Linked DNA regions of Homo sapiens: region 2 is linked to region 1. A link is an interaction called in ENCODE POLR2A ChIA-PET data of the cell type or tissue named here. Cell type or tissue: PC-9. All regions are shown on one strand. Links, peaks and the distances in the headings refer to the core of each region. The heading gives the core; the rest is flanking DNA.

What was found. ChIA-PET counts read pairs that join two places held together with the same protein. Peaks named below come from ENCODE experiments on the same cell type or tissue, not always from the same donor. Only the 100,000 strongest peaks of a DNase experiment are listed, where the experiment ranks them.
Region 2: POLR2A ChIA-PET joins it to region 1 with 22 read pairs; 1 of 35 experiments calls an interaction of 5 or more read pairs at or near these places.

What each region holds. Positions count from the first base shown.
Region 1 is chr1:31,559,411-31,566,921 of GRCh38, reverse strand. LOC124903917 (a long non-coding RNA gene) reads right to left here. Exons shown (of 3, transcript XR_007065609.1): 3 at 1-2,198. Among named protein-coding and RNA genes, the nearest start is that of TINAGL1, 13 kb to the left of the region's middle. RefSeq lists a silencer at 3,620-3,914. In PC-9, for the core only: CTCF peaks have their summits at 2,483 and 2,685 (motif pointing left); DNase peaks (open chromatin) are centred at 2,681, 3,841 and 4,521; H3K4me3 peaks cover 1,662 bases; H3K27ac peaks cover 3,752 bases.
Region 2 is chr1:32,130,302-32,137,812 of GRCh38, reverse strand. The region is part of intron 1 of KPNA6 (karyopherin subunit alpha 6); the gene reads right to left. Among named protein-coding and RNA genes, the nearest start is that of KPNA6, 26 kb to the right of the region's middle. In PC-9, for the core only: a CTCF peak has its summit at 4,151; a DNase peak (open chromatin) is centred at 4,192; H3K27ac peaks cover 2,195 bases.

The sequences.
Region 1 (7,511 bases), core at 833-5,832:
GCTGAGTTCAGGGTGAAACCAAGGTGGCGGCCAGGCTTGGTTCTTTTTTGGAAGCTCTGGGGGGAAAATCTACTTCCAAGGCCATTCTTGTTGTTGGCAGAATCTGGATCCTTGTGGTTGTAGAACTGAGTCTCTGGTTTCTTGCAGGCTTCCAGGAGGGGCCTCCCTGGGCTCCCGGAGGACACCCACAGTCCTCACCATGCAGCTCCCTCCAACATCAAGCCAGGAATGGCCGAACAGATCTTTCTCATGCTTCAAATCTCTGATGAATTTCTCTTGCCAGAGAAAGCTTGCCATTTTCCAAGGGCTCACCCAGTCAGATCCGTCCAACAAGGGTGATCTCCCTAACATTAGGTTAACTGACTTGGAACCTCAGTTAATCTGCAAAATCCCTTTTGTCATATAATGGAATACAATCATTTGGTTCACATGCTCATCTTATTCACAGGCCCTACACTCATACAAGGGCAGGGGACCACAGAAGAGTGAAGGCCAGTGAGGGTCACCTCAGAATTCTGCCCAACACCGGTGTTTTGTAATTTGGGTAGATGTTGCCATGTTGTCCTCCGTGGGGATTATGCAGAGGGAACTCTCCTCCTCCAGCAACAGTACATGTACCTGCTTTTCCATGGTGCTGCTTAGAGAATGTTATCAAACCTTTGGATTTCTGCCAGTCTGATAGGAGAAAAATGGAATCTCAATTGTATTTTAAAATTGTAATTATCGCCTTATGAATAAGGCTGAGCATTTCCTCAAAAGCATAAGAGCCATTTATATACTTTTTTCTTTATGGCTTCTGGTTTTGAGGCATAGAAAGGTCTTTCTAGCTCTAAAGTTAATCAGAAATTCTCTGTTTTCTTTTTGCTTTTTTTAAAATTTTACTTTAAGTCCTTGGATACATGTGCTGAACGTGCAGGTTTGTTACATAGGTATACATGGGCCATGGTGGTTTGCTGCACCTATCAACCCGTCATCTAGGTTTTAAGCTCCACATGCATTAGGTATTTGTCCTAATGCTCTTCCTCCTCTTTCCCCATGCCCCCAACAGGCCCCGGTGTGTGATGTTCCCCTCCCTGTGTCCATGTGTTCTCATTGTTTAGCTCCCACTTATGAGTGAGAACATGCAGTGTTTGGTTTTCTGTTCCTGTGTTAGTTTGCTGAGGATGATGGTTTTCAGCTTCATCCAGGTCCCTGCAAAGGACATGAACTCATTCTTTTTTATGGCTGCATAGTATTCCAAGTTGCATATGTGCCACATTTTCTTTATCCAGTGTATCATTGATGGGCTTTTGGGTTGCTTCCAAGTCTTTGCTATCGTAAGTAGTGCTGCAATAAACAAATGTATGCATGTGTCTTTATAGTAGAATGATTTATAATCCTTTGGGTATATACCCAGTAATGGGATTGCTGGGTCAAATGGTATTTCTAGTTCTAGATCCTCGAGGAGTCGCCACACTGTCTTCCACAATGGTTGAGCTAATTTACACTCCCACCAACAGTGTAAACGTGTTCCTATTTCTCCACATCCTCACCAGCATTTGTTATTTCCAGACTTTTTAATGATTGCCATTCTAACTGGCATGAGATGGTATCTCCTTGTGGTTTTGATTTGCATTTCTCAGCTCATTGCAACCTCTGCCTCCCAGGTTCAAGCAATTCTCCTGCCTCAGCCTCCAGAGTAGCTGGGATTACAGGGGCACGCCACCAAGCCCAGCTAATTTTTGTATTTTTAGCAGAAACAGGGCTTCACCATGTTGGCCAGTCTGGTCTCAAACTCCTGATCTCAAGTGATCCATCCACCTCAGCCTCCCAAAGTGCTGGGATTATAGGCGTGAGCCACCACGGCTGGCCATTCTCCTGTGTTTTCTTCTGGGGCTTTTATACTTTCATTTTTTAAAATCCATAGTTTCTTGGAGCTGGAGGTGTCCCTTGTCATTTTCTCATCAGTGAGTGCAAAGCAGGATCCCAAAAGGATTGGAGTCCAGAGTAGAGAAAGGAGCTGCCGCGGTGGAGTCTGTTCAGTGCAGGCTCTGATCTCCTTCAGCCCTGCCAGGAATCCCAGCCAGCAGATCTTCTTCCAGCTTCCCTTTCTCCAGCACTCTTGATCTTCTGGGCTGGCACAGGGTCCAGGGTTGATGGGGATCCTAGCTGCCTGAGGAGCTTCCAGTCTGGAGGGTGATACAAGCACATGGCCAGACCTGAATTCAAGCCATGAGAGAGATTCAGAACCTGGGCTGGGAGCGCAGGGGAGGGAGCGGGGTGCTGATGGGGGTGGATGGGAGGCTCCAGAGAGGAGGTGGCGTCTGAACTGAACCTTAAGAATGAGGGGAAATGTAATGGCAGCGATGAGAAAGGGGAGGCACTTCAGTGCAGAGAACAGCAAGAGCAAAGACAAGGAGGTGGAAAATCAGCCAGAAACCTAGCCTGGAGAGGGTTTAGTGGACCATGGGTCCTTGATGGTAGAGACACAACATGACTTATCTCTGTGTCCCATCCTCTGTGCCAGAGGCGGCATCGACCAGACTTGGACAAATGAAGCAGAAGGGACAGGGGACTTAGAATACTAGGCTGCATCATTTTCTTTTTACTCTGACAGTGAGAAGCAAAGACCTCCACAAAGAAAGAAGCCCTTGGCTGTGTCATCATTTTAGAATCTGGGCACTCTCTGCACACCACTGCCCCCTCATGGCTGATCTAGGAATTCTCTCTAAATCCCAGACTGAAGGTGAGGAGGAGGCTCAGTGAGTCTTAGAGATTTGAAAAGCCGTGAAATCCTGGTTGGAGAACATCTGAGTCCAAAGGGCCCTCAGAGACTCTCTGACTTCCTCATTACATATAAAGAAATCAAGAGGGTGCTGCCAGGGAGTGGGGACAAGAACACTGAATTTGGTGTAAAACGGCCCTCAGCTTGCAGCCTGGCTCTATTTCTTACTGGCTGTAAGGCCCTAGGCAAGTGGCCTCACCTCTCTAAGCCACAGTTTCCATCTCTTTCAAATGGAGTCTGCCATCTGGCCGGCTTCTCTTTTCTGGGAATGCCACGCCAAGTTCCTCAGATCAATTCTCCTATTGAAAACAGCTAAAGGCCGGGCACGGTGGCTCACGCCTGTAATCCCAGCACTTTGGGAGACCAAGGTGGGCAGATCACCTGAGGTCAGGAGTTCAAGACCAGCCCGTCCAACATGAGGAAACCCCGTCTCTACTAAAAATACAAAAATTAGCTGGGCATGGTGGTGCATGCCTGTAATCCCAGCTACTCGGGAGGCCAAGGCACAAGAATCGCTTGAATCTGGGAGGCGGAGGTTGCAGTGAGCAGAGATCAGGCCACTGCACTCCAGCCTGGGCACCAGAGCAAGACTTGTCTCAAAAAAAAGAAAAAAAGAAAACAACTAAAAACACTGACATATTGGTGCAGCCATAGGGTAAGGCATCACTAGAACAAAGCTAAAGGGAAAACAGAAACGTAGACAGATAAACCATACGGGAAACTCACATTTACTCTGAGGGCACTTCCTGATTTGGGCTAGTTTGAACTGTTGTTTTGATAACTCCTCTAGGCAATGTACACAAATAAAAGTCCAGAGCACATGGTGGAAGATCAAATAGAAGACCTTCCCCCAAATTAGTTGGGATCCCAAAGAGCCATACTCTCAGAAGTAAACCAGCCCCAGTATGGACTTGTCAGAGGCGTTTGAATCAGAGGAAGAGCAGCTGCATCTTGAATAGGGGCTGGGTAAGATAAGGCTGAGACCTACTGGGCTGCATTCCTAGGAGGTTAGGCATTCTTGGTCACAGGATGAGACAGGAGGTCAGCACAACACACTGGTCATAAAGCCCTTCCTGGTAAAACAGGTTGCAGTAAAAAAGCCGGCCAAAACCCACCAAAACCAACATGGCAATGAGAATGACCTCTGGTCATCCTCACTGCTCACTATATGATAATTATAATACATTAGCCTGGTTCTATTTCTTACTGGCTGTAAGGTGAGGAGGAGGCTAGAAGACACTCCCACCAGCACCATGACAGCTGACAAATGCCATGGCAACATCTGGAAGTTACCCTATAGGGTCTGAAAAGGGGAGGAACCCTCAGCTCCGGGGATTGCTCACACCTTTCCCTGGAAATTCATAAATAATCTACCCCTTGTTTAGTGTATAATCAAGAAATAACCATAAAAATGGACAACCAGAGGCCCATGGTGCTGCTGGTCTACCTGTGGAGTAGCCATTCTTTCATTCCTTTACTTTCCTGATAAACTTGCTTTCACTTTACTCTATGGACTCGCCCCAAATTCTTTCTTGCACAAGATCTAAAAACCCTCTCTTGGGGTCTGGATTGGGACTCCTTTCCAGTAACAGACTTGCAGCTCTAATTTGTATCTCCTGGGTGGTCGGTAACCTCAAGCCTTGAACTTAGATTGAGGTGACCCTAGACTATTTGTTTCTTCCAAAGGTTTCTGGAAGAAGCAAATGAAAACCTTCTCTGGAGGGAGGTCCTTCAGTCAAGGCTCCAAATGAGTCACACAAAGAAATATTTAAGTACGACGGCCAGCACACAGTAAAAGATAATCAGGGCCGGGCGCGGTGGCTCACACCTGTAATCCCAGCACTTTGGGAGGCCGAGGTGGGTGGATCACCTGAGGTCAGGAGTTTGAGACCAGCCTGGCCAATATGATGAAACTCTGTCTCTACTAAAAATTAGGCGGGCATGGTGGCGGGCACCTGTAGTTCCAGCTACTCAGGAGGCTGAGGCAGAAGAATTGCTTGAACCCAGGAGGCGGAGGTTGCAGTGAGCTGAGATCGCGCCACTGCACTACAGCTTGGTGACAGAGTGAGACTCCATCTCAAAAAAAAAAAAAAAAAAAAAAAGATAATCAGGCACATAAGGAAATGAGACCACACAGCAAGAACCAGAAGAAATGAGAGACAATAGAAACATATCTATAAAGAATTTAAACACTGGAATTATTTTACATAGAATATAGAACAACCATATTTAAATAAACAATAGAGTAGCTTGAAAATATTTGCCTGGAACAGGATGAAAAGTGACAGTAGGTTTGAAGGGACAAACTGAACTTCTAGAAATGAATAATACAATTAACTAAAATTTAAAAATCAATAGCAAATTTAAAGCATTTTGGACATAGCAAAAAAGATAATTGGTGAATTGGAAGAAAGGTCAGAAGAAATAATCCAAAATGAGCATGGAGAGACATAAAGATTAAAAATAATAGCAAGAAATAGTAAAAGACACGAAGAATAAATGAGAAATGGATCTAACACTCTTGTAACTGGAACTTCAGGAGAGAAGAGAGAGACTAATGAAAACGTGATATTGGAAACGTCAGTGGCTGAAAATCTCCCAGAACTGATCAAAGCCATTAATCTACAGATTCAAAAAGCCCAACAAATCCCAAGTGGGATAAAAAAAAATTTTTTTTTGAGACGGAGTCTCGCTCTGTTGCCCAGGCTGGAGTGTAGTGGCGTGATCTCGACTCACTACAACCTCCACCTCCTGGGTTCAAGCGATTCTCCCGCCTCAGCCTCCCAAGTAGCTGGGATTACAGGTATCCGCCATCATGCCCGGCTAATTTTTGTATTTTTGTAGAGAAGGGGTTTCACCATGTTGGCCAGGCTGGTCTTGAACTCCTGACCTCAGGTTATCCACCTGCCTTGGCCTTCCAAAGTGCTGGGATTACAGGCATGAGCCACTTTGCCTGGCCAGATAAAATTTTTTTTTAATTTGCTGAGTGTGGTGGCTCACGCCTGTAATCCCAGCACTTTGGGAGGCCAAGGCGGGCAGATCACGAGGTCAGGAGATCAAAACCAGCCTGGCCAACATGGTGAAACCCGTCTCTAGTAAAAATACAAAAATTAGCCAGGCTTGGTGGTGCATGCCTGTAGACCCAGCTACTTGGGAGGCTGAGGCAGGAGAATCGCTTGAACCCGGGAGGCGGAGGTTGCAGTGAGCTGAGATCGCACCATTGCACCCCAGCCTGGCGACAGAGCGAGATTCCTCTAAAAAAAAAAAATTAATTTACACCTAGAAAAGCTTACATAGTGTATGATTCCAACTATGTAACATTCTGGAAAAGACAAGGCCATGGAGACAGTAAAAAGATCAGTGGCTGCCAGGGGTTTGGGGTGAGAGAGGATGAATAGATTAGAACAGGAAATTTTTAGAACAGTGAAACTATTTTGTATGATGCTGTAATAGTATATACATTTCATTATAAGTTTGTCAAAACCCATAGAATTTACAATACAAAGAGTGAACCCTAATGTAAACTATGGACTTTGGTCGATAACGATAATGTTGGTTTATTGATTGTAACAAATGTACAACACCCATGGAGGATGTTGATGTTAAGGGGGGCTGTGTGTGGAAAACGAGGGAGGGGCATGTGGAAACTCTCTGTACTTTGGTTTTTTTTCTTTTTCTTTTTTCTTTTTTTTAATTTTGAGACAGGGTCTCACTCCATCGCCCAGGATGGAGTGCAATGGTGCAATCACAGCTCACTGCAGCCTCGACCTCCTAGGCTCAAATGATCCTTCTAATAGCCTTCCTAGTAGCTGGGACTACAGACGTGCACCACCAGGTCTGGCTACTAATTTTTGTATTTTTTTGTAGAGATGGGGTTTGCCATGTTGCCTAGGCTGGTCTCGAATTCTGGGATTAAGCGATCCTCCTGCCTTGGCTGGGATTACAGGCATGGACCACTGCATCTGGCCAACTCTACTCTCTACTTGATTTTGCTGTGAACCTAAAACTGCTCTAAAAAAAAATGAAGTCTATTAATTCAAAAAGAATTTGCACCTAGACATATGTGGTGAAATAGCAGAATACCAAAGACAAAGAGAATATCTTAAAAACTGCCAGGAAAAAATGTCAGATTATCTTCAACAGAGCAAGGTAAGCTGAGAGCTAACTTCTCAAGAGCAACATTAAAAGACAGAGGATAGCAGAAAGATCATCTTCAATGTGCAAAAAGAAAATAATTGCAGGCCAAGAATTCTATACCCAGTGAAAACATCCTTTAAGAATGAATATGAAATAAAGACATTTTCAGACAAACAAAAGCTGTAAGTGTATGTCACCAATGGACTTGGAGTAGAAAGAAAAAAAAGCTCAAATTGAAGGTCAAAAATGCTAGAAAGAATGAAGAGAATTCAAATGGCAAATACATGGCAAATCTAAATGAAACTCGATTGTATAAAACGTTAATAATAGTGGTTAAAATGGAATTAAACTGTTGTAAGTTCTTTACATTGTCTTGGAGTAAATGTATCAATTAACTCTAGACTTGAACAAGTTAAATGTTCAGATTATAACTTCTAGGTTACTGGATAATGAGTAAAACAGACAGTGTAATTTCCAAATTAGTCGAAGAAAGCAGAAGTTTTTTTTTGGGTGAGATCTACTAAAAACAACAACAACAACAACAACAAAAATTAATATCAGACAAAATGGACTTTAAGGCGAGAAGTACTATTAGGAATAGAGAAGATCA
Region 2 (7,511 bases), core at 1,718-6,717, 570 kb before region 1:
TGGTCTTGGAGTCACCCATGAACATTCTCCTCCCCAATTCAGGAAACTGATTTTTATCTGTTACTCCAAATTGGCTCCTACTGACCACCTCCAATAAATTTTAGTTTACACCCTCATCACCTCTCACTTCTAGATTATTAAATCTTTGAGAACAAGAACTCTTTTACTTATCTTTGCGTCTATAGCAAAGTACACAGCATGCCCTCAAATGTTCCATCTAACATTTTAAACTTCAGTTTTCTAGAGAATCTGAAGTCGTTTACAATAAATTCAATGAAATATAAATAAAACAAGAATCTGGACTAGGAATATACAAATTTATATAGAAATTGGGGGAAGTAGCCAGGTGCAGTGGTTCACACTTGTAATCCTAGCACTTTGAGAGGCCAAGGTGGGAGGATCACCTGAGCCCAGGAGTTAGAGACCAGCCTGGGTAACCTAGCAAAACCGTCTCTGAAAAAAATTTCAAAAATTAGCCAGGTGTGGTGACACACACCTGTGGTCCCAGCAACTCGGGAGGCTGAGCTCGGAGGATTGCTTGAACGGAGCTTGAGACTACAGTGAGCCGTGCTGGTATCACAGTGCTCCAGCTTGGGTGACAGAGCAAGACCCTTTCTCAAAACAAACAAAAAAAAGTGGGGGAAGATGAATGCAGTAAACAGAACCCAAAGAACCACTTAATTATTAAAACAGAGTGGCATTTTGGCATGTCAGCTACCCGTCATCCAAAATAAAGTAAAATGAGCACTTACATAATTTTCATTGTCCTTGAAGAGAACACTCAAGTATATTTGGAAAGCAAAGTAATTCTTTTTTAATTGTTTTATTTTTGTTTTCTCCTCTACTACTCATTCAAGAAGGAAAGCAACGTATTTCTGAAACTTGGCTTCAAGAACGAATAATACCTAAGGCTTTAGGGTCTGCCCTTTAGGCTTTGATTTGAAAACCAGAAACGCTGGCAGTAATAGTGTATGATGTCTCTTCTAACCATATCTTCACTCCAAATGTAATGAATTGGGGAGGAATAAATGCGTAGAGAATCTCATTCTGCTTATTCCATATAACTTCCCACTTTATCAAACAGAATCCATAGGCTGAATCAGAATAGATTTAGATTATTAGTCTGATCTCTCCTCTGATACTCTGAATCATTGTTCTATTTCCCTGACCTATAACCTATGTCTGAGTACTACCAGTGATAATATATTATTACAAAAGCAACCCATTTCATTTCACACAGCTCTAATTACTAAGGTTTCCATCATTGTGAATGAGACCTACATATGACTAACTTACATGAGTCCCATTTGTTAGATTTGCTAGATCAGATTTTCAAGAGAAGCTAAAGGCAGGGCTCACATCTGTAATCCCAGCACTTTGGGAGTCCAAGGCGGACAGATCACCTCAGTTCAGGAGTTTGAGACCAGCCTGGTCAACATGGTAAAACCCTGTCTCTACTAAAAATACAAAAAAAATTAGCCATGTGTGGTGGCAGGCACTTATAATCCCAGCTACTTGGGAGGCTGAGGCAGGAGAATCACTTGAACCCAGGAGGTTTCAGTGAGCCAAGATCACGCCCTTGCACTCCAGCCTGGGCAACAAGAGTGAAACTCCATCTCAAAAAAAAAAAAGAGAGAAGCTAGAAATGTGGATTTTATATACAGCCAACTGTTTAATGTTTGTTTAATTTTTGAAAAACATATTAGTCCCTGTAAGACACATCTACTACAAGCCAAGTGTGGCCTACAGACTACTAGTTTGGAGCCTCTGGTTAAATTGTTAATACAAATTAAAGAGCATGTTAGAATTTTTAAGTGATCCTATCTCTTTGTGCAGACTTTTAAGTGTCCTGTTGGCAAAGAAGTCCTATTATTTTTATTTCCTTTGGTAATAGGTTTATTGAGATGTAATTCCTAAACCATACAATTCATACATTTTTAGTATATTTAGTATGATTTTTGGTGTATTTATAGAGCTGGGCAACCACTAGCACAATTTTAGAACATCTTCATCATCCTAAAAAAAAAAAAACCCCATAACTCTATGGCCAGGCATGGCAGCTAATGCCTGTAATTCCAGCACTTCGGGAGGCTGAGGCAGTCAGATCACTTGAGCCCAAGAGGTCAAGACTAGTCTGGGCAAAATAATTAGACCCTGCCTCTAAAAAAAAAAAAAAAAATGGCCAAGCATGGTGGCTCACACCTGTGATTCTAGCAATTTGGGAGGCTGAAGTGGGTGGATCACTTGAGGTCAGGAGTTCAAGACCAATCTGGGCAACATAATTAGACCCTGCCTCTAAAAAAAAAAAAAAAAATGGCCAAGCATGGTGGCTCACGCCTGTAATTCTAGCAATTTGGGAGGCCGAAGTAGGCAGATCACTTGAGGTCAGGAGTTTGAGACCAGCCTGGCCAACATGCCAAAACCCTGTCTCTACTAAAAATAAATTGGCCAGGCGCGGTGGCTCACACATGTAATCCCAGAACTTTGGGAGGCTGAGGGGGACAGATCACCTGAGGTCGGGAGTTCAAGACCAGGCTGACCAACACGGAGAAACCCCACCTCTACTAAAAATACAAAATTAGCCAGGCCTGGTGGTGCATGCCTGTAATCCCAGCTACTTGGGAGGCTGAAGCAGGAGAATCACTTGAACCCGCGAGGTGGAGGTTGCGGTGAGCTGAGATTGCGCCACTGCACTCCAGCCTGGGTGACAAGAGTGAAACTCTGTCTGTAAATAAATAAATAAGCCAGGAGTGGTAGCACGTGCCTGTAGTCCCAGCTACTCAGGAGGCTGAGGCAGGAAAATTGCTCGAACCTGGAAAGCAGAGGTTGTGGTGAGCTGAGATTGTGCCACTGCACTCCAGCCTGGGCAATAGAGCAAGACTCCATCTCGAAGGAAAAAAAAAAAAGTAAAAAAAAAATAAATAAAATTAAAAAAAAGAAACCCTATTACTCTTTAGCTGTCACCCCCAATGCTCACCCACCTAAGCTGTAAACAATCACTAAGGTACTTTCTATTTCTTACAGATTTGCCTGCTCTGGACATTTCATTTAAATAGAACCATACAATATGTGGTCTTTGACTGGCTTCTTTCACTTAGCATAATGATTTTGAGGTTCATCCATGTTTTAACATATATCAGTACATTCTTTTTATAGCACTTTTTTTTTTTTTTTTGAGACAGACTCTTGCTCTGTTGCCCAGGTTTGAGTGCAGTGGCATGGTCTCAGCTCACTGCAGCCTTTGCCTCCCGGGTTCTAGCGATTCTCCTGCCTCAGCCTCCCAGGTAGCTGAGATTATAGGCGTGCACCACATCTGGCTAATTTTTGTATTTTGAGTAGAGACGGGGTTTTGTTATGTTGCCCAGGCTGGTCTTGAACTCCTGGGCTCAAGTGATCTTCCTGCCTCAGCCTCCTAAAGTGCTAAGATCATAGGCTAAGTCACTGCAGGTTTAGTGGTAACAACCCCCCTAAGCTTTTGTTTATCTGGAAATATCTTAATTTCTCCCTCATTTTAGAAGGGCAGTTTTGTTAGATATAGAATTTTTTTTTTTTTTTTGAGACGAAGTGTTGTACTGTCACCAAGGCTGGAGCGCAATGGTGCAATCTCGGCTCACTGCAACCTCCGCCTCCTGGGTTCAAGCAATTCTCCTGCCTCGGCCTCCCCAGTAGCTGGGACTACAGGGGCCCACCACCCATTTTTTAAATACAAAAAAAAAAAAATTTTGTATTTTTAGTAGAGACGAGGTTTCACCATGTTGGCCAGGCTGGTCTCGAACTACTGACCTCAGGTGATCCACCCACTTCAGCCTCCCAAAGTGCCGGGATTACAGGCATGAGCCACCACGCCTGGCCTCAAGCAATTCTCTTCCTTCAGCCTCCGCAGTAGCTGGGATTACAGATGCCGGCTGCTGCACCTGGCTAATTTTTGTATTTTTAGTAGAGACGGGGTTTCACCACGTTTGCCAGGCTGGTCTCGAACTCCTGACCTCAAGTGATCCGCCTGCCTCGGCCTCCAAAGTGCTGGGATTACAGGGGTGAGCCACCACGCCCATGCTGCCTGGCCAGATATAGAATTCTTGCTTGACGGTTTTTCTTTCAGCACTTTGCTTTTTTGTTTTGTTTTGTTTTTGAGACAGGTTTTTGCTCTGTCATACAGGCTGGAATGCAGTAGTGCAATCAACTCCCTGCAGCCTAGACCTTGTGAGGCAATCTTCCTACCTCAGCCTCCCACACAGCTGGGACCACAGGCCCATGCCATCATGTCCAAGTAATTTTTTTTTTTTTTTTTTTTTTTTTGTAGAGACTAGGTCTTGTGATGTTGCCTAGGCTGGTTTTGAATTCCTTGGCTCAAGTGATCCTCTGGCCTTGGCCTCTCAAGGTGCTGGATTACAGGTATGAACCACTGCACCTGGCCTCTTTCAGCACTTTGTTATCCTACTGCTTTCTAACCTCCACAATTTTTTTTTTTTAAGACAAGGTCTTGCTCTGTCACCGAGGCTGCAGTGCAGTGGTGCAATCATGGCTCACTGCCGCCTCAACCTCCCAGACTCAAGCAATCCTCTTACCTCAGCCTCCTGAGTAGCTGGGACTACAGGTGTGTACCACCACACCCGGCTAATTTTCGTATTTTTTGTAGAGATGAGGTTTCAACATGTTTTCCAGGCTAGTCTCAAATTCCTGGGCTCAAGTGATCTGCCTGCCTTAGCCTCCCAGAGTGCTGGGATTACAGGTGTGAGACCCCGCACCCAGCCCTGCAACCACTTAAAAAAATACTCTGGGGCCAGGCACCGTGGCTCACATCTGTAATCCCAACACTTTTGGAGGCTGGGGCAGGTGGATCACCGGAGCCCAGGAGTTTGAGACCAGCCTGGGCAACAGAGTGGGACCCCATATGTATATATTTTTTCTTTGAGACGGAGTCTCGCTCTGTCGCCCAGGCTGGAGTGCAGTGGCGCCATCTTGGCTCACTGCAAGCTCCGCCTCCCAGGTTCACGCCATTCTCCTGTCCCAGCCTCCGGAGTAGCTGGGACTACAGGTGCCTGCCACCACGCCCGGCTAATTTTTTGTATTTTTAGTAGAGACGGGGTTTCACCGTGTTAGCCAGGATGGTCTCGATCTCCTGACCTTGTGATCTGCCCGCCTCGGCCTCCCAAAGTGCTGGGATTACAGGCTTGAGCCACCACGCTGGGCTGGGACCCCATATTTTTAAAATAAAATGGCTGCACTGACTGGAAATGGTGGCTCACGCCTGTGTTCCCACTTTGGGAGGTTGAGGCAGGCAGATCACTTGAGCCCAGGAGTTTGAGACCAGTCTGGGCAACATGGCAAAACCCCATTTCTATAAAAAATACAAAAAGCCAGACATGGGGGCATGTGCCTATAGTCCCAGCTACCTGGGAGGTGGGAGGATTGCCTGAGCCCTTGCGGTTGAGGCTGTAGTGAGCTGTGATCACACCACAGCACTCTAGCCTGGGCAACAGAGTGAGATACTGTCTCAAACAAAACAAAACAAAACACTTTAATGCTTTAAAAGACACCACTGGGCCGGGCATGGTGACTCATACCTGTAATCCCCGCACTTTGGGGAGCCAAGGCGGGCAGATCACCTGAGGTCAGGAGTTCAAGACCAGCCTGGACAACATGGTGAAACTCTGTCTCTACTAAAAATACAAATATTAGCCGGGTATGGTGGTGCATACCTGTAATCCCAGCTACTTGGGAGGCTGAGGCAGGAGAATTGCTTCTACCTGGAAAGCGGAGGTTGCAGTGAGCCGAGATTACGCCACTGCACTACAGCCTGGGCAACAGAGCAAGACTCCGTCTCAAAAAAAATAAAAAATAAATAAATAAATAAATATAAAAAATAAAAAGTAAATAAAAGACACCATCAAGAAAGTGAAAATGTATCCTCATTTGTATAGTATCCCTGCCTGTCACACAGGAGACCAGGCTGGATTCCCTGATAGGGAGACAGAAAATTAGAAGAAAAAAAGGTGGGGTGCAGTGGTCAAGCAATCTGCCTGACTTGTCCTCCCAAAGTGCTGGAATTATAGGTGTGGGCCACTGTACCTGGCCAAAAGTTTTAAATTTTAAGTATATATACACATACATATATATATATATACACACGCACACACAACTCCTTTGTTGTGTGTGTATATATATATACACATACATATATGTATATATGTATATATATGTGTGTGTATAGACTTAAGATTTAAATATATATACACATACATATATGTGTGTATGTATGTATGTGGTTGTATGTGTTTTCAGTGTCTTTTTAAATTTTTAAATCTTTTTTTACTTTAAAAAATAAAAGTAGAGACAGGGTCTCACTTTGTTGCCCAGGTTGGTCTTGAACTCCTGGGCTCAAGTGATCTTCCTGCCTTGGCCTCCCAAAGTGTTGGGATTACAGGCATGAGCCACCATGCCCAGCCTTTGGCATCTTATCTAACAAATCATTGCCTACTCCAAAGCCATGAAGATATACCCCTAAGATTTCTTCTTTTTGAGATGAAGTTTCGCTCTTGTCGCCCAGCGGGAGTGCAATGGCGCAATCTCGGCTCACTGCAACCTCCACCTTCCAGGTTCCAGTGATTCTCCTGCCTCGGCCTCCCGAGTAGCTGGGATTACAGACGCCCGCCACCAGGCCTGGCCAATTTCTGTATTTTTAGTAGAGACGGGGTTTCACCATGTTGGCCAGGCTGGTCTCGAATTGCTGACCTCAGGTGATCCATCCGCCTTGGCCTCCCAAAGTGCTGGGATTATGGGTGTGAACCACTGTGCCCGGCCCACTATTTTTTCTTATAGTAATTTTATGGTTTTAGTTCTTACATTTAGGTCTTTGATCCAGTGAGTTAATTTTTTGTGTATGATGTGAGGCAGGGGTCCAAATTAATTCTTCTGCATATGTTTATCTATTCTTTTTAGGCATTATATATAGCAATTAGCACATTAAGATAATAAAAATAAATCAATGATCCACATGAGCCCTTTCTTAATGAACTTCTTTGAGATGCCTGTGACTTTTTTTTTTTCTTTGAGATAGAGTCTCACTCTGTCGCCCAGGCTGGAGTGCAGTGGTGCCATCTTGGGGTTCAAGTGATTCACCCACCTCAGCCTCCTAAGCAGCTGGGACTACAGGCATGCACCACCATGCCCAGCTAATTTTTGTATTTTTAGTAGAGACAGGGTTTCACCATGTTGGCCAGGGCAGTCTCAAACTCCTGACCTCAAGTGATTTGCCCGTCTCGGCCTCCCAAAGTGCTGGGATTACAGGCATGAGACCCTGCGTCTGGCCTGAGATGCCTTCAATGTTAATGACTTTTGTGATTAAATCAACTTATCAAACCAACTGACTTGCAGTATACAAGTTCCTTTCCTGTGTCAAGTTACTTATTTTCCATGACCTGCTGGGAGAGGACCTCTGTAAGGCACCAAGGCAGGCAATGATCACAATGCTTTGCCAAGAAAGTCACATTTGTGTCCTCTCTACTAGCTGT